Regions from separate parts of the Homo sapiens genome. Here regions 1 and 2 are each linked to region 3. The links are chromatin loops, found by intact Hi-C in ENCODE. Cell type or tissue: IMR-90. All regions are shown on one strand.

Evidence for each region. Hi-C counts contacts between places; a loop is a spot of excess contacts. Peaks named below come from ENCODE experiments on the same cell type or tissue, not always from the same donor. Only the 100,000 strongest peaks of a DNase experiment are listed, where the experiment ranks them.
Region 1: it touches region 3 in a loop (6-fold over the local background); 2 of 110 quality-filtered maps call a loop at or near these places.
Region 2: a loop joins it to region 3, with 7 times the contacts of the local background. A loop is called at or near these places in 2 of 110 quality-filtered maps.

Annotation. Positions count from the first base shown.
Region 1 is chr11:28,563,830-28,571,829 of GRCh38, reverse strand. It overlaps LINC02758 (long intergenic non-protein coding RNA 2758), which reads right to left. Exons shown (of 8, transcript XR_002957243.2): 4 at 7,502-8,000. Among named protein-coding and RNA genes, the nearest start is that of LINC02758, 29 kb to the right of the region's middle. In IMR-90, no CTCF peak of the experiment used is centred here; a DNase peak (open chromatin) is centred at 4,979; H3K4me3 peaks cover 161 bases; H3K27ac peaks cover 2,091 bases.
Region 2 is chr11:29,115,850-29,123,849 of GRCh38, reverse strand. No RefSeq gene overlaps it. Among named protein-coding and RNA genes, the nearest start is that of LINC02742, 220 kb to the right of the region's middle. In IMR-90, no CTCF peak of the experiment used is centred here; DNase peaks (open chromatin) are centred at 3,689 and 4,599; H3K4me3 peaks cover 326 bases; H3K27ac peaks cover 4,613 bases.
Region 3 is chr11:28,832,655-28,840,654 of GRCh38, reverse strand. No RefSeq gene overlaps it. Among named protein-coding and RNA genes, the nearest start is that of LINC02742, 66 kb to the left of the region's middle. In IMR-90, no CTCF peak of the experiment used is centred here; DNase peaks (open chromatin) are centred at 1,694, 4,114, 5,554 and 6,784; H3K27ac peaks cover 5,678 bases.

The sequences.
Region 1 (8,000 bases), 270 kb after region 3:
TCAACGGAGAGTTGTAGATCTCATTGTAACTTAGTAAATTGGCATTCTGGCTTCATAAATCAGGTCATTGTGAATGTGGGCAGGAATAGCATTGAGATCAGATTTCTGGACCTGCAAGGATGTAGACCAGACTATGCCCTCCTTAGGCACCTGATTGGGTAGAGAGCTGGTCTTTCTTTAAATACATTCTCACTTCATCAGCATACCCTACTTGCTTTTCCAAGCATGTTGGCAAAGAGCATACACTCTGGAGCCAAGACTACTTGGATTTAAATCTAAGTTGTGTGAAATTGGGCAAGTTACTTAATCTTCTTTGCCTCAGTTTGTAAGCCACTTTGTGCCTTGTGTGTAAAATGGTAATTACAGTAGTAGAAACCACATAGGGTTGTTCCAAAGATTGAATAGGTTCATAACATACATAAATACCTAATACACTACCTGGCTCCTTCATTATTATTATTTTTCTATCCATACTGCCTACAGTGGAAATTCTGGTAACTGCAAGTAATTCAATTCACTTATAAAGTAACAAATAGGGAAAGTAGGAGACAAAAGATGAGATGCCACATGATGGAGGACCCAAAACTCAGACTTAGATTCTAAGAGAAATTAGGACCATTGAAAGATGATAAACTAGAGATTAATAATAACTGTGCACCCTAGAAAGGTCAATGTTGTAGCAGGTGGAGGATGATTTAGGAGGGGTGAAAAATTAGAGACAAACCAATTAGGTGATTGTAGCAAAGTTCTAAGAAATGGCAATGGGAATTGAAAAAAAAAAGGGTATGGATTAGAAAACCATCTATAAAGTAGTGTAAGTAGGACATAGTGATCAATTAGAAATGGGGCTTAGGATAGCACTGTGGCCAAGCGGAGACCATATGCCAGTTACTTGTTCACTTTGTGCCTCAGTTTACTCATCTCTAAAATAAGTACACACCTCACAGGATTGTGTATTAAAGTTTAATCAAAATGTAGAATGTGAATATAAGGATACAGACCCCATAAGGTTTTTATGATAAAGTGTTTAGGTTTTTAGATAAAGTGTGTGGCACCATAGTATGTGCTATGGGAACAAGTTGTACCTAGGATGCATCTTAGGTTACTGGCTTGAGTGAGTGGGTGGGTGGTAATGTGAATAACTGAAATAGGGGAGAAAAGAAGAGCAGCTGGTGTTTCAAGATGAGTTTGAAGTGCTTGGGCTGCCCAAGTACATAGTTTCAGCATATATATATGTGTGTGTGTGTGTGTGTGTGTGTGTGTGGTGTGTGTGTGTGTGTGTGTGTGTGTGTCTGTGTGAGGATGTCTTTGTGTGTTTGTGTATGCATACAGGCCCACATATGCATAATCACTCATGTAACACACTGACAAATTTTTTGCATATATCATCTTATTTACAGACAAGGTGGCTATTACTGAAATCGCAATTACTCTCTTCATTTTACAGATGAATAAATTAAGACTTTGACAAAGCAAAATAGCATCAACCTCATACGGTCGTTACGATGATTGAATAAGAGAGTATACATAAAATACTTGCACAATGGCCTGGCACACCATAAGAACTCAAGAAATATTCATGATTAACACTGTTAGTGTGGTTGTGCTGTTGCTATTGTGATTTCTCAGGGTTAGACAGCTATCGAATCACAGAGCTAGGATTCAAACCCAGGACAGACCAACTGCAAAGCAAACGCCCCTAATCACTATTAGTGTTTAAGGCTGTGACCCCTACCATGTAGATGTCTCAGAATTAGGTAGTATAAAGAATACAGGCTGGGCTTGTGGCGGCTCATGCCTGTAATCCCAGCACTTTGGGAGGCAGAGGTGGGTGGATCACGAGGTCAGGAGATCAAGACCATCTCTGGCTAACATGGTGAAACCCCATCTCTACTAAAAATACACACACACACACACACACACACAAATTAGCCAGGCATGGTGGTACTTGCCTGTAGTCCCAACTACTTGGGAGGCTGAGGCAGAAGAATCGCCTGAATCCGGGAGGTGGAGGTTGCAGTGAGCCGAGATCATGCCACTGCACTCCAGCCTGGGCAACAGAGCGAGACTTTGTCTCAAAAAAAAAAAAAAAATACACAGAGACTCTGCCCTCAAAGACCTTACAGTCTTACAGTTGCAGCTGGATGATCTGGTTGAAAAGAAAGAATATAGTGTGGGATGAAGATTGCCTAGACTAGAACAATGAACTAGGTTTTAAAATTCAACTGGTTAAGGAGAGCTGGGAGAGTACCCCAGGCAGGACAATGCAAGTGAGCAGAGTCTTGGAGGTGTGGACAAATGGAAGGAAAGATACAGATAATATGGAAAAGCCATGCTAGAAAGTGTCAGTTTCCCAAATGTAGTTTTGCATACAGGCTGGGTGCGAATCTAACCATTCCAACTCTGAAATGCCTACAATTAAGCCCTAGCATTGCCTCTAGGTTTGATTTGGAATGAAACCTTAGTTGTCAAAAGGAAAGCAGCCAGAGCTGTGTTTGCTTGGTGCTGCCTGCAGGAATTACACTCGTAAGAAATCGTGGGAGGTGCACATGGGACTCCCCACCCACTGGGGTTGATAATCCATGCTAATTGTACACATTTCCAAAGCCTCCCGTGTGAGAAGGAAAAAATAAAAATGTTCTCTTAACATTTTTGAAGTTCATAAATGTGGCAAATGTTCAATAACTATATTTAACTCCTGTTGCATATTCCTTAGCTCTTAAAATACGTTAAACCAACAGTTTTATGCACTTGACAGTAAAGGCATACTTTCCTGCTCTTTTCTCCCACCTATCTAGGTGAACATGCATGTCCATCACAGCTTTGAAGAGCTAGCTCAAGATTTGTTTTTTCCAAAGTTGTCCCTGGCTTCCCTGTCCCTTCCTTTGCTTAGCATTATACATTTGTGTTTGGTGTTGGATTCAAATGAGGTCCTGGACAGCTAGAAGGGAGACAGAAGAACTGGAAGAAAGGGTGCAAAGTGTTTAGCATCCACAAGGCAGAAACTCAAAGGTGAACACAGCAGAACTTGCTGCCCCTTTATTTGCTCTCCATGTACCTATACATCCATTGCTCTAGGTTCTTGCTCCTCAAAGTACTGTCTTTGGACCAGCATCCCTCATCAATACCTGGGTGCTTGACAGAAATGCAGATTCTCAGCTTTCCCCTGCCATACCTACTGAATCAAAATCTTCTTCTCTGTTTTTTTCTTTTAATAGTTTTAACCTTTATTTTAGATTCCAGAGGTGTTGCGGGGGATACATGTGCAGGTGTGTTACCTGGGTATATTGCAGAATGCTGAGGTTTAGATTATGATTGATCCCGTCACTCAGAGACCAAGCATAGTAACCAAGGGTTAATTTTTCAACTCTTGCCACCATTTCTGCCTCCTCCCTTCTAGAAGCCCCCAGTGTCCATTGTTCTCATTTCATATCATGAGTAATCAAAGTTTAGCTCCCACCTATGAGTAAGAATATGCAGTATTTGGTTTTCCATTCCTGTGTTAATTCACTTAAGATAATGGCCTCCTGCTGCATCCATGTTACTGCAAAGGACACAATTTTGTTCTTTTTTATGGCTGCATAGTATTCCATGTTGTATATGTACCATATTTTCTTTATCCAGTCCACCATTGATGGGCACTTAGGTTGATTCCGTGTGTTTGCTATTGTGAATAGTGCTGCAATGAACATATGAGTGCATGTGTCTTTTTGGTAGAATGATTTTTGGAATATATACTCAATAATGGGATTTCTGGGTCAAAATAGTAGTTCTGTTTTAAGTCTTTGAGAAAGCTCCAAACTGCTTTCCACAGTGGCTGAACTAATTTACATTCCCACCAACAGTGGCCTTTCCATTTCTTAGCAGCCTCAGCATCTGTTGTTTCTCAACTTTTTAGTAATAGCCATTCTGACTGGTGTGAGATAGTATCTCATTGTAGTTTTGATTTGCATTTCCCTGATGATTAGTGATGTTGAGCATTTTTTCACATATTTGTTAGCTGCTTCTATGTCTTCTTTTGAGAAGGGCCTGTTCACGTCTTTTGCCTACTCTTTAATGATTCTCTTTCTTTCTCTCTAGCTTTTTTTTTTTTGCTTAATTAAGTTCCTTATAAAATCTTCATTTTAAAAAGATCCCCAGGTCATCCTAATGTACATTAAAATTTTAGAACCACTATGCTAATATAGACTTATCACCCCCACACTACAATTGTTTGTTTCCTTGTTTGCTTCTCCTTGCTCTGTGAGTTCCTTCAAGGAGGAACTGTGTCCTATGTGCCCCGGTAGCCCAGCGCCTAGCCCAGTGCTCAGTACATAGAAATCAAATAGCTGTCACTTACGTCCTTATTATTTGCCAAGTGCCATATATACATTGTTATCATTTAACCTTTGCAACAATCCTTTGAGAAGGTCACTGTTATATCCATTCTGCAGATAACGGGGCTCAGAGACTTTAAGTAACTCACCTAAAGTCACACAAATAGCAACAGAACTGTCATTCAAATCCAGCTATATCAGATGCCACAAGATGTGCTCTTGACCGCTATTTTATATTATACTACTTTCATAGTAGACGTTTAATAGATATTTATGGAATTAAGCAGACTTTGCGCAGCAATGATTGAGCCTTTCCTTTGCTTCTTTCTGTCATGAAGTAAAAGGACAAGGGCTACAGTTTTAATCTGCCATGCAATTTCCAAAGTGCAGAGGCATAATGTCTGCGTTCACGGAAATGGCCTGTAACTATACTAGGAATTCCGCATCCCCCACCCCTCTTCTCTTGGAAGATCTGCAAGTGTTAGTAAGCCCTGCAGACAAGCAATCCTGTCAGGCAGAAGGCAGCCCAGAGCCCTTAAATAAAACATTCTCGCAGCCTTCCGCGGAGAGCATGGAGACAAATACCGCGGATGTGAAAGGTGTCGCTGGGATTACCAATGACGTGCTAATGGCTGCTCAGGCAATCTCTGAGCCTCCTGCGCTCTGAGTCACCCGCTCCCTTTGGAGCCTGCGCTCACGTCATTAAGGGACCGAAAGCTATTCACAGATCACTGACTAATGGCAAGCTTGAGCCTGGCCTGCACTCCCCCCACCAGCCTTCTCCAAAGGACTAAGGTCATGGACAGGAGGCCCTGGAGCTTTTTATCACGGCCACAATGAAGGGTGAAGGAAAAGATAAAGTCTTCTGCCTTCCTTCTATCTATTCTGCTAGCTGTACTTTTGCAAATGAGGAACTTTCCTCGTGTTCCAGAATGTGTTGGAAACTCTTTGCCGGGAACAAGCAGAATCTTGAGTAGGGCGGTTTACTTTTGACAGTTTATTATTCTAAAAAATCTTTCTGATGTTATTTTAATTCCACAGGCATTTCATTACTAATCAACCCTGGGGCTTTCAGTTTCTAGAGTACATAAACATATTTCCTTTTTTTGGATTATTTGTGTGACTGCTTGCTTGAATTTATTGTAATTTTATTTGTTTGTTTGCAACTGCCATAATGGGAGCTTCTAAAAGACTAGGAAGTAATAAATGTAATATTTTCTTTCAGATACTGCATTTTTTCCCTAGCCTGCCTAAATCCTTTGAAATATAACATCACTTGGCTTTCCTGCCAGGCACTTCTCCCTGAAATAAAGTCACAGGTCTGCTTTGGTCACTCTGTCAATATCTGTGACAGATATTTCCAAGTTAACTTTTAGGGAGTCACAACTTGGCAAGTCTAAAAAGCACTATATTTAGCTGCAATTTTGGAATGATGTGGGAAAGAAAATTGAATCTGAAAAAGCAAAGCAAGATGTGGTTGAGCATTTTGTGGAACAGGTAACAACCACAGAATTATTTTTTCCTGAATAAACCATGATCTGTTTGGTGGCCACTTCTATACTTTTCCAAAAACAATCTATTTACTTACACAAGTTCGAATTCTTCAAGATTAACCCCAGGCTTTATCCTGGAAGATAATTTTATTTATTGGTAGAAGATAAAGCTATTCATATATAAGGCAAACTGATTGGAGATACATTTGAGCTCACTTTGCTTTCTATGCTAATGTCAGAACATGAAGTTTAAGCATTTGGTTACTGAAGAAAATATCGCACACTGGAATCATTAAGATCAGTCATCAAAATGATAAAGATACAATTTTTTTCCAGAATTCTGGAGCTCTGATACACAGCTTGAGAGTACATTTCTCAGCATGAATTGCATTATTCAGTCAAAGAATGACCATGGAGCAAAAAATGCAAAATGTTTCCTATTTCTGTTAAAAGTCAGGTTTAATATAGACACATTTCCCTTAGATGTGGTCCACAGAATATCTTCTTTGGGAGATATCATTTGGAGAAAGCAAGACTTATCTTTTTGAACAAATAAAATTTTGATTGATAAAGGAGCTTTTACAATGGCATACTAGGATCAACATTGGTTGTGATCGTGAAAATAATCAGACTTTTAAGGAATTGGGCAAATCTGGTGTGTTGGAGAGCCATAAGACATTTCTTATTGCTTATATGCATCTCATACTTTGGTTCTTGAGTTTGCTTAAAAAACGCAAACACGTATACATCTAAATTGTAAATGTTAATTGCTTCAGAGTTATATATGACTGTTACAGAAGGTCACCACAATTTATGTTCCATTCTGTTTTCCCAGGGATTGATAAATCCTGGGAATAAAGCCTTGTTAATAGGCAGATTTGGACTATTCAGGAGTCACCTTGAGGATGATATCCAAGTGGTTGAAGGGAAGATGAGAAAGCAATTTTGCACAACTCATTGATTGACAATGAACTAATTTCAAGAGACTCCTTGAAATTCCACTAGGACTGTGGGAAAATGGAATATCAACAAAGTTATCTTAACATGTGACACCAAGGCAGTGCTAGTAGGACCTCAAGGTGCTCATGCTCTGTGAAGATCGGAGAGAGAAATCACAAGAGAATCCTTACAATATGCAGACACTGTTCTAAACTCAACCACATCACGTTATCCAGTCCTTACAATAACTTTGTGAGGCAGGAATTATTATTCCCATGTCACTCATTAGGTCAGAAATTTTAAGTAATTTGCAAGTCATAGATAGTGAGCATTTCAAACCTACTTTGAGAAATGTGTGCATGTATGTGTTTGTGTGTGTGTATATGGATATGGATAATGGGAGGTTGTTTATAGAACTTTTTAGAAGGACCTTATCCTGAAACCCAGCCTTTTGCAAGTGCTTCTCTTGAAAAGAAACCAGATTTATTACAGTAGTTGCCTACAACATTTTTTTAACGGATTTAAATATATTAGCTCAGGAGAGGAAATTTCTTGCTGCTTTATTGAAAAAAAACTGAAACTTACCTTCAATCTATTTTACTGTTTACCATACTTTCTACATATTTTGTGTCTATTCTTTTAAATATGGAAGAGGAAGTATCTGGGTAAAGGAACACACTTGCAGCTAGCCAGAGGCCTAAATAAGTAAATATTAGATGGGGAAAAAAAATGAGGCCTTGTGATAAGACAGACCTGGGTTCTATGTAAACTCTGCCACTTATATCTGAGTGATCCTGGTGGAGGTTATTAACCTCTGTGAGTAACAGCCTCCACATCTGTAAAACACACAAAGACATAATACATATTCATGTATTAGTTATGAGGATTAATTGAGAAAAAGGTATATTTTTAAGACCTGGTATCATGCTGTTGCTTGACAAATGTCAATTCTCTTTCCTCCTGCATGAGGTTTTCTTTTTTTTTTTAACTTTGTTTTTACCCAGTGACTGACAGAAGTCACAGGATCAGACCTAAGAGATAGCTTTCAAAGAAACCCTGACAGATTCATGTCCAACTATGCCCAAGTTGAGTTTTAAGACAAAATTCACCTGTAACAGAGCAGAGTCCTGGAAATACAGAGATTCATAATATATGTTTTAAATCCTAAAGACCTTATGACAGTATCTTGAGCTTTATATACTCAAGTTCTTTTAGCTGTCTTGATAACATTTTGAATAATAAATAATTGGAA
Region 2 (8,000 bases), 280 kb before region 3:
TTATCTAGATGCAAAAGCTGGACCCTTCTACTGCACCAGGCTGTGCTGGCAAGCCTTCGTGGCAAAGAAAACTACAACTCTTAAAGCTAGTCTTCAGATGCATTTGACCTTTTCCTTATATAGCAGTCTTTTTTTCAGAAATGTGTTTTATAAGAATATGAAGGCACATTTAAAGGCTGAATTAGGGAGAATTATTGGCCATTGATGACCCAATGGACTTTCAGGCTGCATATACAAAAGATAATTTCACTAATCAAATAATTGTTTATCAAATGATTGCTCTGATTACATTTATACTGGGAACCTGTATGTGTGTATGATTCTATATATGTATGCATGACTTATTACTATTTTCTTTCTAAACTTCAGGTATGAATAAACCAATTTAACTTGCCCAGCATAGTAGAAAGAGATAGGCAATACAGGCTAGTAAAGCACAGTTACACACCAAAGACAGTAGCTGCTGTCTTTCATATTGCAAGACAAATTCATACATCAGTCATTCCTTTGAAAAACAAATGTTTATTAAATATTTCATATGGACTCAGTACATCTGGCCAGACACAGAGCAAATAATTACAATAATGTGATACATACTACGACAGAGGTGAGCTCCAGTGATGTAGGAACATAGAGGAAGAGGCGCTTCACTATCTTTGGAGGTGATGGAGAATGCCTGCTACAAGGTGAGTGAAAAATGAAGATTAGAGTTCATCAGGTGGAGTGGTGATGGGGCTAAAGAAGAAAGCAGAAACCAGACCATAAACCTTGTAGACTAAACAGTTTGAATTTTATTCTCAAAGTCAAATGAAGCCAATATGAGTTTGTGAAATGTAAGTGATTAGTTTTTTTTCATGTAAGTGATTAGTTCTTTTAGTAGGAATTTAGGGAAGTGGGGAGAGGGGAGGTAGAGAGACACAGTTTGAGGCTATTGCAGTAATCCAGGTAAGGAGTGATAAAGGCCCAAACTAAGGCAGAAACACTGAGAATGGAAGGAAAGGTCAGAACCAAAATAGAATTAGAATTAGAACATATAGGTATTCAATGTGGAAGTTAAAAAAGAGTAAGGATTTCTCCTTTGGCAAATGGAAATACAGGAAAAGTAATTTACAATTGGAAACAGTTACGTTTAAGGTATCTATGTTGAGTAAAAATATTGTGGGTTAATTAAATGTCAGAAACTCTACCAGACCCTCCTTATGTTAATCATCACAAAAGCCATGTAATGTGGTATTATTCTTTTTTATTTTGAGGATGAAGTCTCAGAGAAGTTAATTTGCTCCATTTGTTAAGTGCCAGAGTCAAACGTTACTACAGTTCTATGTATCTTCAAGCCTGTATTTGTTCACCACTAGACAAGACTGCCTCTTTTGTGAAGCTGATGCTCTGTAGGACTTCAAATTGTTTTTAGCTAGAAATCAATTCGGGAGATGTTGCTCCTAGAAGAAGCAGTTGAGATCTTGAATGTATATGAAGTCACTCAGGGGGGGTGTTATTTAGGAATGAATGAGAAAGAGTCAGAAGTACAGAAGATTCAGGACAGAATTTCAGGAATACATTAAACTTTAAAATGCATTATTTAAGGAGATTAACCAAACAAAACACAAAAAAAGTCAAAGAGATAGGTGGGAGCTGAGGGAGGATAATGTCAAGGATGCAAAGGGAAAATTTGTTAACAGTCTTTCTAGGGAGTCAAATATTGTCCTGTTTTGCACTAAGAAAATGTCTCATCACAAAAGTACAATTAAGGTCCCTGCTGGGAAAACCTCAGTCTAGATGAGATAATGTGGTGCCCATTCTCTCCTTTTTATAGCCACTGCAACAGTCTACTTTAAATGCTGTTGAATAAGTGAAATTATTATGTGTATAAAGTCACTAACCCATAGCAAGCATCAAAAATGCCTTCTCTGCTGGCATGGATATTAGACTGTAGATCTGATGGCAAGGATCTTAAACTTTAGCTGCAAACATCTGAAACTTCAGCAATTTATTAAATGTTCATGCTACTGTGCAAGTTAATTATTATTATTTTCATTGTACAGATGTTGGAATTTAGGCACAGAGAGGTTAAAAACATTCTGCCTGGTCTCAAAGCTAGTAAGCAATTGACCAAGAATTCAAGTTAGGGTCTATCCAGCACAAATGTCACCACCTCTTGCTTAATTGTAAAGCTCCATCTTTAAGTTAAGAAGGTGATATAATTAAACTTTCAAAACAGGTACCATTGGGTAGAAGAAAACACTTGTGTTGCCAAGGGTTTAGAGACTCAGTGTCTCCCCTTATCATGGTCCCATGGTTCAACCTCTAAGTCGGAATGGAACTAGGATCTTTCTCTTGATTTTAGAGCAGGTTTTCTCAACTTCCACACGATTGACTTTCAGATGGATAATTCGTTGTTGTGAGAGGGCTGTCCTGTGCATTGTAGAAAGCTTAAAAGCAATCCTGTATGTCTAAGGAATATTTGTACTCTCAAGTTTATTGCAGCATTATTTATAATTCTCAAGATGTGGAATTAATCTAAGTGCCCATCAACCATGAATAGATGAAAAAAATGATATATATATATATATATATCACATTTATATATATACACACACACAATGAAATAATATGCAGTCTTAAAAAATAAGGAAATCCTGTCATTTGTGACAACATGGATGAAAATGTAGGACATTATGCTAAGTGAAATAAGCCAAGGACAGCAAAACAAGTATTGCCTTATCTCACATTTCTGCAATCTAGAGTTGAAACTCGTAGAAGCAGAGAGTAGAATGATGGTTACCAGGGGCTGGGGGTCAGGAGTGGAGGTTGGGGGTTGGGGAGATGTTGGTAAAAGGATACGAAATTCTAGTTAGAAAGGAGGATCGGTTCAGAAGATCTATTGTACAACATGGTGACTATGGTTAATAACAATGCATTATATACTTCAAAATTGCCAAAAGAGTGGATTTTAAATGTTCTCGCTACACAAAAATAATAAGTGTGTGAGGTAGTAGATATGTTCCTTAGCTCGACTTAGCCATTCCAAAATGTATACATACATCAAAACATCATGTTGTATACCATAAATATATATAATTCTTATAAATATATAGAGATAACTAAATAAATTTAAAAAGCATCCCTGGCCTCTATCTATTAGGTGTAAGTAGTACCCAACCAGCACCCACTTTACTTGTTACCATTAGTGACAAATAAAAATGTTTACAGACTTTGCCAAGTGCCCCTTAGGGTTCCTTGGTTGAGAATCACTGGTTTAGATATACAGCCTTCTCATTCTTAGCATTAGTATACAGCCTGAGTTCCTGTGTTTATGACTCCTCTTCCTGGAAACTGCATTTGCTTGTCTTCCAAACCCTCATTTACACCATTTCTGCCCCATCCAGTCATCCAATTCACCCTGCCTTAGAACGACCCCACTGCACGGGCTCCGCCAAAGGATCCAAACCCCTTCTCTGAGCTGATATCCGAAACCTGTCCCTGATCTGGAGACCGAGGCAGTGAAAAGCCAGCTTCTGTGATTGTGTATCATTTGGGTAGAAAAAGTCCTCATAAATCACCGGATTGTTTTGTGGGCCTTCGAGGGTGCTACTGGGAATGGCAGGGAGTGTGACTCATTCTGCTGTACTGCAGTAATATTAAAGAAAATAAATAACGGAACTGAGAAGGCATTAAGTGAGGAAATGAGGCACGGATGCGTGAGGCAGAGGTGATCCTACTGCACTGCATGTACGTGGATATTACCCAATTACTTGGGAAGCAGAACTTAGGAAGAGAACTGTGGAATCAGTTTTCTGAATGAACTGCAGAGTATACACTCAGATTGTACTGAATTCCCCAGGCAAGACTTTTCCTCTGAGCTCCCTTTCTGAATAATAAGGAAGTACATGCAATTGGGTTGTCATGGTTTGTTCTCTGTCTTAAGTACTACTGGTAATAATCATGCCTTATGTTTGTTCAGTGTTTCCTGGTTTACAGAACACATTCCCATATATTATGTCATTTCACTAACAAAGCAATCCTCTAGACAGGAGGAATCCAGCCAGGAGGAAAACAGTGTTCTAGAAGGGGTGTTTTGACAGGTTTGAGACAGCAGAGCATACTTGTGAGAGCACAGGATCTGGAATCTGAAGATTTGGGTAAGAATAACAGCTCAAAACAGCTCTGGTATCTTGACCATTAAACTGTCAAACTTTAGTGTTTCTTCTGTGGAGATAATAGCACTGCTACGAGGTATTCAATGAAATCAGACCTATAAATACTGAATACTGTACCCACCTCACCCTAGGAAACAGGCTCTTAAAAACAGTGGTGGAAGCAATCTTTAACTCAGGATAATCTGTAGATTACAAAAGTATAATAGCATATTTTATTGCATAGTAGTCAAGTATAAATGAAGACTTTAGAGTCAGGTGACCAGGGTTTGAATCTCAGCTCTGCTTCTTGTAACTGTGTCACTTGAAACAAGTTTCTCAGCCTCCCTGTGTCTTGGTTTCCTTATCCATAAAATAGGTGCTTTGGAGATTAAACAGGCTATTATATAAAAAGTTTTTATAACTGCAGTGTTTCTCTGCTTTGAGTCATCTATATAACAGTCATCCCGTATCCACAGGGGATATGTTGCAAGACCCCCCTGGATGCCTGAAACTGCAGATAGTAATAAGCCTATATATACCATATTTTTAAATGCATACATACCTATGATAAAGTTTAATTTATAAATTAGGCACAATGAGAGTTTAACAACAATAGCTAATAAAAAGAACAATTATAACAACATACTATAATAAAAGTTATGTGAAAATCAATACCTCTCTCTCTCTCTCAACCCAAATATCTTATTGTACTTATTTTTGGACCATGGTTGACCATGGGTAACTAAAACCAAGACAGTAAAACTGCTGATAAAGGGGGAGTACTGTACTTGGTAACTGTGATTACTCAGAGTTGACTTTAAGTACAGCATTATTCAAGGTGAACAACACTGGATTCTGTGACAGATGAAGTCCCAAATATAGTGGCTTCACACACTCATCTCTTTTCCTCCCTCTCTTCTTCCCTTCGTCCCTCCTTCCCTCCTTCCCTCCCTTCCTTCCCTTCCTTCCTTCCTTCCTTCCTTCCTTCCTTCCTCCTTCCATCCTTCCTTCCTTCTTTCCTTCCTTCCTTCTTTTTGACAGGCTCTCACTCACTCAGGCTGGAGTGCAGTGGCATGATCATGGGTCACTGCAGCCTCGACCTGCTGGACTCAAGCAATTCTCCCACCTCAGCCTCCCAAAGTGCTGGGATTACAGGTGTGAGCCACTGAGTCCAGCCACAATCCTATTTCTTGCTCATGTCATATTCCAAGGCAGGTTGTTGGTGTGTGTGTGTGTGTGTGTGTTGGGGTTTACTCCATGCAGAAACTCAGAGACCAAAACTCCTGCTCCTAGCATGCTATGTCTCTACCCTCCCCTAGGTCCTCAGATTTATCTCTTTGACAGATGAGGAAACCATGATTGGGTATGGGGATTCCCAAGGGTCAAGCCTAGAAGTTGAATATATTGCTTTTGTTCTCATTCCACTGTCCAGAACACAATCATATGGCCACAATTCACTCATGAGATCCTGAGAAATATAGTCTGACCATGTGCTCAACAAAAGGAGAGTTCATATATTAGAGAAAGCTATCAATCTAGCAAGTCTTGAGTTCAGGGAGTCTGTGCTTCCCAACAGCAGGCCTTGTAAAGCACAGCTCTACAAATGAGGCTCCTGTGCTATGCCATTTTTCTGACCCATGCAGTTTGTGTAGCCATTATTTTCCCATCACTCTGTAAGCAATATTTTGTGCTTCTGCAGCAGGATTGGTTTGGTCATAATCCTGATTGAGATCCAACTTGGAAACAACTTTTCCTCAGAGTTGACTTTAAGTACAGCATTATTTAAGGTGAACAACACTGGATTCTGTGACAGATGAAGTCCCAAATATAGTGGCTTCACACACTCATCTCTTTTCCTCCCTCTCTTCTTCCCTTCTTCCCTTCGTCCCTTCTTCCCTTCGTCCCTCCTTCCCTCCTTCCTTCCCTCCTTCCCTCCCTTCCTTCCCTTCCTTCCTTCCTTCCTTCCATTCTTCCTTCCTTCTTTCCTTCCTTCCTTATTTTTGACAGGCTCTCACTCTCTCACTCAGGCTGGAGTGCAGTGGCATGATCATGGGTCACTGCAGCCTCGACCTGCTAGGTGTTTAAACATCAGCTGAGGGTATGACCCATGATGTAGCAATCCAGTGCCTTGTAAAGGACCACTCACCTCCTTCTGAGGCTGAAAACTAGAGTAATAGGTTTGACCTTGACAGAGGTACAAGATCAAGGTGGATCTACAGGTAATAGCAGGCAAATGGAAATGAGCTCAAAGCCAGAAAAGTACGATCAGATCCTGGACAGATAAACATAAATTTAGAACCAGAAGGAATACTCAGACATGGTAAAAACTTCTAAAAACCTGGCAACCAGACACCTGCTAAGTAGTGAAGCCAGGAGACTGTGAAAGAATATTTAAAGATATTCTTTGGAAGAGACCCAGAAATAATACCATTCAACAAAAAAAGCACAGAGGCAGTATAAAGGAGGGAGTTAAAACATTGATTTTGTGATGTACAGCCCTGCATTCAAATCCAGTGTTCAAACTCTACCAGTTATGTGACTGGACAAGGTTCTTGATGTCTCTGAACTTGCGTGTTCCCATCAGTAAGGAGGAAATTAATAAATAACTCCTCTCTCAGAATTATTGTAAGAAATGTCTGAGATACTACAGATGAATCTGTTTCTAGATATGGGGTTTCCCATTCTGGCTGCATCTCAAACTCACCTCATGATTGCAATAGTCTTTGTTGTAGTAACGTATGCCTAAGTTCCATCTTGGGTGTTTCTTATTCAGTAGCTCTCGGGTGGCTGGCTGCACCTATATGTTCACAAAGCCTCGCAGGCGATTCTAATCACCATGACACTGATTTCCCAGTTGAAAACCAACGTTTCATTGGGCCATGGGCCAGCAAACACTTTTTAATTAAGGAAATATCTTAGTTTTTGCATGTTGTATAGTCTCTGCTGCTGCTATTCAACTCTGCAATTTTTGTGTAAAAACGGACGTTGATAATATGTAAATTCACAAGCTTTGGTTGTCTTTCAATAAAACTCATTTATGAATGCTGAAATTTAAATATCATATAATTTTCGCATCACAAAATATTACTCTTCATTGTATTTTTAAAATTCTTTATGAATGTAAAAACAATTTCTAGCTTATGGGTGATACAAAAGTAAGTTTCTATGCCAAATTTGGCCCACAGGTCATCGTTTGCTTACTGTGTAGGAGAGCAGAGGCTCCTAGGCTTACACATGCAGGATCATCCAGAGGGCTTGATAAACTTTTTGGGCCCAACCCCCAGAGTTTCTAACTCAGTAGGTCTGTGATGTGACAGAGAATTTGCATTTGTAACAAATTCCCATGGGATGATGATGTAGCTGGTCTGGGGACTGCATTTTGAGAATCATTGATCTAAAGGAATACTCAGATGATTGGTTCTTCAGATTGTCCTTACTTTAATTTATAATATAACATGTTATTTAAATCATTTTCCATTTTTGAGCTTTGAAAACTATTTGGTAGCTGTGCACTGAGTTTATACCCTTTAAGAAATACCTGAAATAAAGACAATTTCTATCACGTTAACGGTTGAGTATAGATAATAAATTTTACTAGTTAAAAGCATGGACATTGGAGAAAAATCAGACCAGGCATAAATCCTGGACGTCCTTCAATTGTATGACCTTGGGTAAGTATGTTCTCTGCATCTCGGTTGCCTCAGTTCATATGTAAAATAAAGGTAATAATAATACCTATATTGTAGGATTGTTGCCAGGATTAAATGGGTATGAAAAACATTCAGAATAGTGCCTGGCCCATAGTAAATATTCAATAAATGTTGGTTACTATTATATCTAAAGGTAAGTTATGACAGCAAAGGT
Region 3 (8,000 bases):
TTTCCGTCACCTGGCGTGACTTAAATGTGATCCAGCAATAAATTAAAGAGACAAATTAGATGACCTCCTAAACTGTCTTCCTTCCTGGTAATGTCTATAATTGTATTTTAATTTTGTTTAACGTATACAAGTTTAAGAAACTAGGAGCAAAGCATTATGTATGAAGATTATTTCATTGTGATGTTACACTCACATTTAGAGGGCAAATGAGTCAGGAAATAATACCAAGAAAGCCTTTTACTTTCCTTTATTTTACTTTTTCATTATGATGGACAATAGAATATGCACCACATCACATCCTCTTCCTCACAAGAATATCAGTCCCCTTGAAGGTAATTACAGAGTCTCCTGGTTATAGACCCCACCACCTAATGTAATTGCTGCCAACTCTACCACCTACCATCCCTTTCATTGGAAATGGTCGTGTAATACCTTGCGGCTCTGTCATCTGCTGATACAAGGTAAGATATGTTGTATGGCCCTCTTTATTTTCTGTAAATCATGTGACTAAAAGCAATGGCTTTGGTTGCTTAACAAAAGATTGTTTCATCTTAAGCTGTGATAATTTTGCACTCAGGAAAAAAAGAATTATTGTAATGACAAATTTAACAGCCTGGGCTATTAGCGGCTAAGTTTAGATAGACTTTACGCTAGTTACTATGTTTAGACTTGAAAATGAAAATATTATTTCAAGATGGAGTGGAAATGCTCACCATGCTTCTTATATGGGAAAGAAATAGTTGTTTAAATGAGTTTGAATTGGTTATGAATATAATGCAATTATTCTTTTGAAAACATTGGCTAAAGGAGTTTTTTTTTCTAAAGATAGGAACCAAATAGGCTGAAACTACTTCGGTGAGGTTCCTCCTCCCCAATTCAGACTCCAGCGACCCCCAAAATACACACATCCAGATGGAAAAATTTAATATTCTTAGTCAATCAATCACTGACAAGTATTTGCCACTGAGCACCTGCTTGCTGCTCAGGGAAAGGAAGCATGACGAATTAGGAGTTGAGACTACTGCTACTGCTATATTTGTGACCTTGGAGAAGCCACTTTCTCTCTCAACCTGCTTTCTTACTTGCAAACTAAAGCCACTTTCAGATGTAAAATTCTATAATAATATCCCCATGGAAATAAAACAGCCATCTCTGATATTTCTGCATGTGATTCTAAAGGCAATGCCGGTTTTGCAGAATGAGCAAAGGATCTACTCAGCAAAGAAGGGATTGAGTCAGGTAAGCACAAAACCAACAACCTGAGATGCTTACTTTGTGTCAGACATGATTCAAGACACTTTACAAGCCTTATATCTCCTTTTATCCTCTCCAAAATACACCCATGAGAGTGTAATCACTATGAGATGGACCCAAGGGTCAGATTGTTACAACACAAAACATGTAACCCACCAAGGCATTTGAACCCTGGGCAAGGTCATATTGATTCTATGATTTCAAGCTTTCCTACACATGCAAAACTTTCCCCTACTTATAGAGTAAATTAAGTGGTGATAACTTCATATGAGAAATTCATTTCTATTTGTTTTATTCTTTCCAGATATCTCCTTTTGAAATAAAACATTTCATAATTTGAAGTACAACATATTACTTAAGAGTCAGCTTGAGTTGGAATTCCAACTTTGTGATAATTTGAGAGAAAAGAGGTAGAAAAAACACTCATAGAGATGGAATTCCAATGACGACATTCTCATTTACTTTATAATTTTGCTGCTGATTGGCCCTGATTAAAAACAGGAAGGAAGAGTTCAATTTCATCACTGGTATTTATTTTTGCTGATGCCCTTTTAAACTTGAGCACCCATTCATTCTCACCCCAAGTGGTTTTCAAGCTGAAACTGCCAATTATCCAAAATGTCTTCCTAGTATCTAATGTCCATACCACTTGGGGCTCCCTTATCCCATAAAACTAATTTAATGTATGAGCTTAATTACATAGAGGTAGATCAAGGGCCTTAGAGGCAAAAGGCTAACGAGGGCATTAAATCCTGAACCACTTAACAGCTGCCCCATCACTTGGCAGAACTGTATTTTAAAATAGTGTTTGAAATATATTTAAACTGAAATAAATAAAACATGTTTTCCTGTAAATGATGCCAAGTCCTGCCAATTAAATTCATATCTATTTAAAAAAAAAAAGATCTTTAGCTCTCAACAAATGCTGGCTGCTTCTTTCCACTAAAAGCAATTCTGAGCATTCATGCTCTCACTTCTTCCCTGTATCATTATGCTGTGTTCCTCTTGTTAATATTTAAAGCTTCTGAAACTGTTTTTCCCATATGCTTTTGGACTAGAATGAAAAACTTAAGTTTTCCATTTTTATGAAGCCTTGTAAGAAATAATCTCATTAAGAGATTACTATTCTCTTAAGAAAAGATAATGCTAATATAAACAACATAAATTCTTACTAAATATGAAGAAAAGAAAAAGGTAAGATTTTATAGAATACATTTCATCTTTATCATACTGTACTGTTGACCATTAAACTTGATTAATAACAATGATACAGCAATAATCATAATTTTTCAATGTGAAATTTCAGGTACATTCCCAAACACTTTACATATACTTTTGTTAAATTATATACTCACTACTACTATACAATTATTTTTCTTTTTTTTTTTTGAAACAGAGTCTCGCTTTGTCACCAGGCTGGAGTGCAGTGACACAATCTTGGATCACTGCAACCTCCGCCTCATGGGTTCAAGCAATTTTCCTGCCTCAGCCTTCCGAGTGGCTGGGATTACAGGCGCCCACCACCATGCCCGGCTAATTTTTGTATTGTTAGCAGAGATGGGGTTTCACCATGTTGGCCAGCATGGTCTGATCTCTTGACCTCGTGATCTACCCGCCTTGGCTTCCCAAAGTGCTCAGATTACAGGCATGAGCCACCGTGCCTGGCCTACCACTATTTTTCAAATAAAGAGACTTAGTATCAGCGATTGAAGAAACTTGCCTAAGATTTCAGAGTTGTAAGCACCTAACCTAGAATTTGTGCCCATATCTGTCTAACATGAAGTGAAATCACTATGTTATTCTGCCTTTAAATTTTATAGTTGGTGTTGTTAACCAGATATGATAATGGAAACCACAAAACATGTACATTAATCTAGATGTTACAGACTCAATGAAAGAGTGACTATTATTTGGATCATAAATCCCAATTTATGGGATGAAATGATGAAGTCATATGATCAGAGGAACTATCTTCTCTGAATTGAGGGGCTGATACATCAATACAGGATATTTTAAGGACACTGAGGTTTTGAGCACTGAAGAAGATGCACTTTCTGTGTCCTGATAGAGTGGGGATCCCAGCTGAAATGTAACGGGTTGGGGTACAAAAAGGGCTGGACATCTTTGGTAAATTGCTGGAAGAGTCCTATCTAAAGTTAATTTTAATAAAGTGCATCTTACAGAGCCATGAACAAAAAGGTGGACCCAGTTTGAAAGCCAGAATCAGAGGAGAAGAACAAATCTGACTGCAATAAGCTGTTTCTTAGATTGATCTCCAAGTACAGCCACTTCCTCAGACTAGATTCTAAGATTCTAAATCAGTGTTAATGAGAATATGAGTGAAGGGGATGGGAGGGGACTCTATATAAAACACCAAAGTTTTCTCTCTCTTCAGATAAATCTTACCTGTCTTTAATCAACTCTACAGCAGTTCACTACTTTGATAAGGACACTTACTCCTCTCACCACCCAGCTTATAATACTTTACTCTTGAGTAAGACATCAGACCTTAACGAGGCTATTCTAGCTCTTATAGGCATCAGGTTGCAGCATTCTCTCCCTTATTCTCTGTAATTTACCTACTCTGGATTTTTTCAGATCCTGAGAAGTTTCACACTCCAACTGGCACAGAATCTTTGGGTGATTTCTTTTGCTGTGATAATGGACCCCTTGTTCCCACTCTGTGCATCCCTACATTACTTAGCTAGTGCTTACTAATCCTTCAAATCTCATAGCAGTCTCTTCCTTTAGAATTCTTCCTGTGATTGTGGTCTTGTGTGCGTCATTATTGGACTTATTTGAGTAAAGTCTGGCTCTTCTACTTAACGTGGGTGCTTTTGCTAACTATTTTATATCCAGCACCAAGCACTATGCCTGGACTGAGTACACATTCTTTAAATGTTTGCTCCATGAATAAATGGACTTTGGTACCAACGGAATGCTGCTTTAGAACCCTCTAACAGGATATAACACAAGAGAATGAAAGCCAATCCCTCCTTCTTTCACAAAAGAAAATTACACAGCCCAGTGATCACTTCCTGTGTCCCATCACAGCATGAGACTGGCAAGAGCTGGCAATGCCCTGCAGCATCAGACTGCAGAACTCTGTAGAAGCTATGGAGGTTCCTGGCAGTGTCTGAAAAATGTAGTGACATTTTTACATTTAGTGGGAGTGGGAGTCTAGGCAGGAGACAAGTGGAAAATTAGTATCACCAGGTAACTAGTCAAATTGATGATGGAGATATTTTCTTGATCATGTTTGAGACATCTTCTAAGAACTCTCAAAACATAACTCTTGAAGGTTTTTAAAAATCTGAATGTCCTGATTTGGTAGATTCAGGCTCAAGTATTTAAAATTTCAAGACGAGTGTGTTAATTTCCCACTAATCCAGACCAAGGTCAAGGCCCTGTTAGAGGAAGAAAGTCAGTGATCGCTGACTCATGGCCAGCAATTAGAATGTAGGTGCTGGCTCTTTGCTCATAAACCACATGATTTAGGACAATTAGAGGATAATGTTGCTTCGGGATTTCTACATTTAGCATTTGGGCCTATCTCTTGTTTTATTATTTCTTTATTATTCTATAGTTGTAGATGTGCTTTCAGAATTTACTGAGCCTCAGTATTTAGAATAATGTATTGCTGTTAATGTGTTTTTTTAGCCACAATCTTAAACATTTCCATCTTTCTATTACTTGGAAACCATATTAGTTAATACATCAATTTCATAACATTGCAAAAAGATTTAAGACATTACACATATTACCCTAATTTGCTTCTTAGGATAATATGTCAAGATTTCTCCCCATATATATATATTTTTCAAACAACCATTCCAGATGTCTTTGGCTGTAGTTTGCTCCCAAGAGGGAAGAGTGTGGTGATGGACCACCCAGATTCTTTTTGCTAAGCTAATGCAATGGGAAATTAAGTCTTTGCACTGCCATCAGTCCCCAAGCCTTCCATTCCTTTTTCTTGTCCCTTAAATTATTAGCAATTCCTGTTGTTCATTTTTTTAAAAGCATTTCTATGGGCCTTTCATCTTGTGCTCATCTCCCCTCATGGTTTTTTTTTATATATACTTTAAATTCTAGGGTACATGTGCACAACGTGCAGGTTTGTTGCATATGTATACATGTGCCATGTGCGTATGCTGCACCTATTAACTCATCATTTACATTAGGTATATCTCCTAATGCTATTCCCCCCCTCCCCCAACGTGGATGAAGCTGGAAACCCTCATGTTCTTAATGCCAGCAACATCTGCTGGTCCTGAAAAGCTTGCTGGCTGATACACTCAGATTGTTAACATAATACTAACAGTCAAATACTTGGTGACTCATGACCTATCAATTGACTTTCAGCTCTTGTTCTTTCAGTTTAAAACTGGCAAATTAAAAAGAAAATACATGCAAATTCTGCAAACAGAGACAGCCTTTTGTCAGCTGGAATCGAATTTCCTTGTAGTCTTTTTTCAATGAATTTCTCAACTTTTCTTCTTCCAGCACACTCCCTTTTACCTCAATTTTTGCTAAGGAGTGTTTCATTTTCTTCTCATTCTTCTCAGTTGCCTAACTCTTACCTATGAAGCCTCTCTCAAGTCTATATTTTCAGTGAAGCTCTCACTCACTAATGCAATAGTTGTAGGCTTCATAGCTACTGGGAATCTCCATCCAGATGTGCCACAAGCAATTCACTTCCTGTGCTCCTAAAAAGAATTATCACATGAAGTGAGAAAATCTAAAAATGGTATTCTTTTACTATCCAGAATATTTTCCATGAAAAACCACTGAGGAAACACAAAATAATTGTGATTTCAGAAATGATATCTCAATAACTTTTCTTTCAAGACACCTTTTTCCTTAGCTAAGCTGTGATGAAATCAAACTTCTGATGATACCAACATAATCAATTACTGTGCTAAAAATTTTCCTAATCACTAAATTTTCCTGGTGATATTATGACCAACTGACATCAAATTCCCTTCCAAGTTGAATCCCTCTTTCCCTATACCTCAACAGCCTCTGTTTCCCCATTGCATATTTCAGTGAGCACCACTAAATATCCACCCAGTCCTCTGAGAATCTTTTTTCCCAATCCTCAATACCTAAAGAATTGATTTTTACATGTAGCATTTTAACATTTATACAGTTTTCCTCCATTCTATTCATTTCTGTCCTAACACTTCCTATCTTCAGGCTTTCATCACCTCACTCCTCAATTTTTGCAAGATACTCAAAAGATTTCTTCCTATATTGGTCCATACCTTGTTCAATACATTCTTCTCAATGATTCTGGAATAGTTTTCCTAAAACAAGAAATGTAATTATGTCATGTCCTTACTTAAAATTCTTTAATAAGCTCTCATGTCACTCTCAGGAAAATAATTCAAACACATTAATGTAACATTTCATATCTGACCCTTGTCTGCTCCCTGACTTCATGCGTCACCAATCCCCTCCATTCAATAAATGCTCCCATTCCTTCTGAGCAACTTTCACTTATCTGAATGCACCATGCTCTCTCATTCCTCTCTGACTTGGCACAGGAAATTCCACTTGTCTGAAACACATGCATTCCTTCTTTGCCTACGTAAATTCTATTCAGACCTCAAAATCTTCTCAGATCTTGCTTCCCCAGAAAGATTTCTCTATTTCCTCACATTTCCATCAGAATGGTTGATGCTTCCTTTCCACTATAGCACCCAGCACCATTTATAATAGTTTGTCATACTCATTGCAATCATCTGGGTCTGTGACTGATTTTCAATTGTAGAACATTATCTATCTTTGTAAATGCTAAGACTTAAGTTATTCTTTAAGTAGAATTTTCACCAATGATACTGATAAAAAGTGTCAGTTCCTTCAAAATATAATTTATAAATTTTCTACTGTCAGTTACTTATTAAGTAGGAATGGCTTCTCTCTATTTCAGCAGCCAAGGCATTTCCTACTTTTCTCAGCCTCTGTGTTCAATGCATACTGTGAGATAAGGCAGGCTTTGGTAGACATAATGGCTTCCTGACTCTACAAAAAAGTATCTTCCACCCCAGAGAAAAATGTGGATTCTAGATCTGTTCTATTGTGTCAATATTAAGTATTCTACATGACTACTCCTCATTGGCCACCTTACACCGATTATTCAGAGAAGCTACTGGTATTGACACATGTGACCTCCCTCAGGAAAAAAATCGTTGTGTTGTGTCTCTTACTATTAGCTGACTCAAGTTTTTAAAAAGTACTATTGAATTTTCAAAAGTCTAAATATTAATGTAAGTGCTTAATGAATAATAACTAAACAAATGAGGAATCTTACTTGATTAGATTTAAACAGTTTTGAAGTAATTATCCTCAATAACCTAATATAACTTAATAGTATAAAGGAAGGCTTTTATGCATTTTAATAGATGTAGAAACATATGGGGACCTTGAAGGCTTCAGTTACTCCTTAGGTGATGCTACCTGAGGGCATATTTTTTTATACTATAATAAAACTCAATCTGTTTAGAGATCACTTTGGTTCAGATGAATTTTATCCATGTGATAAAATTATCTTTTATTCTCTTTTTGGAATACTTTTATCAAAAAAATAAGAACATCTGAGTCAGGATGCACAGTTTGTCTAACACATTTTTGGTTCAAGGGGATTTTTCCCCTTACTAATACTATTATCCAATATGATTCTATGGTAAATATTTAAAGTTGTACAGGCTTTTACTTGTACTTGAGAACAACAAATTTTCAAATGC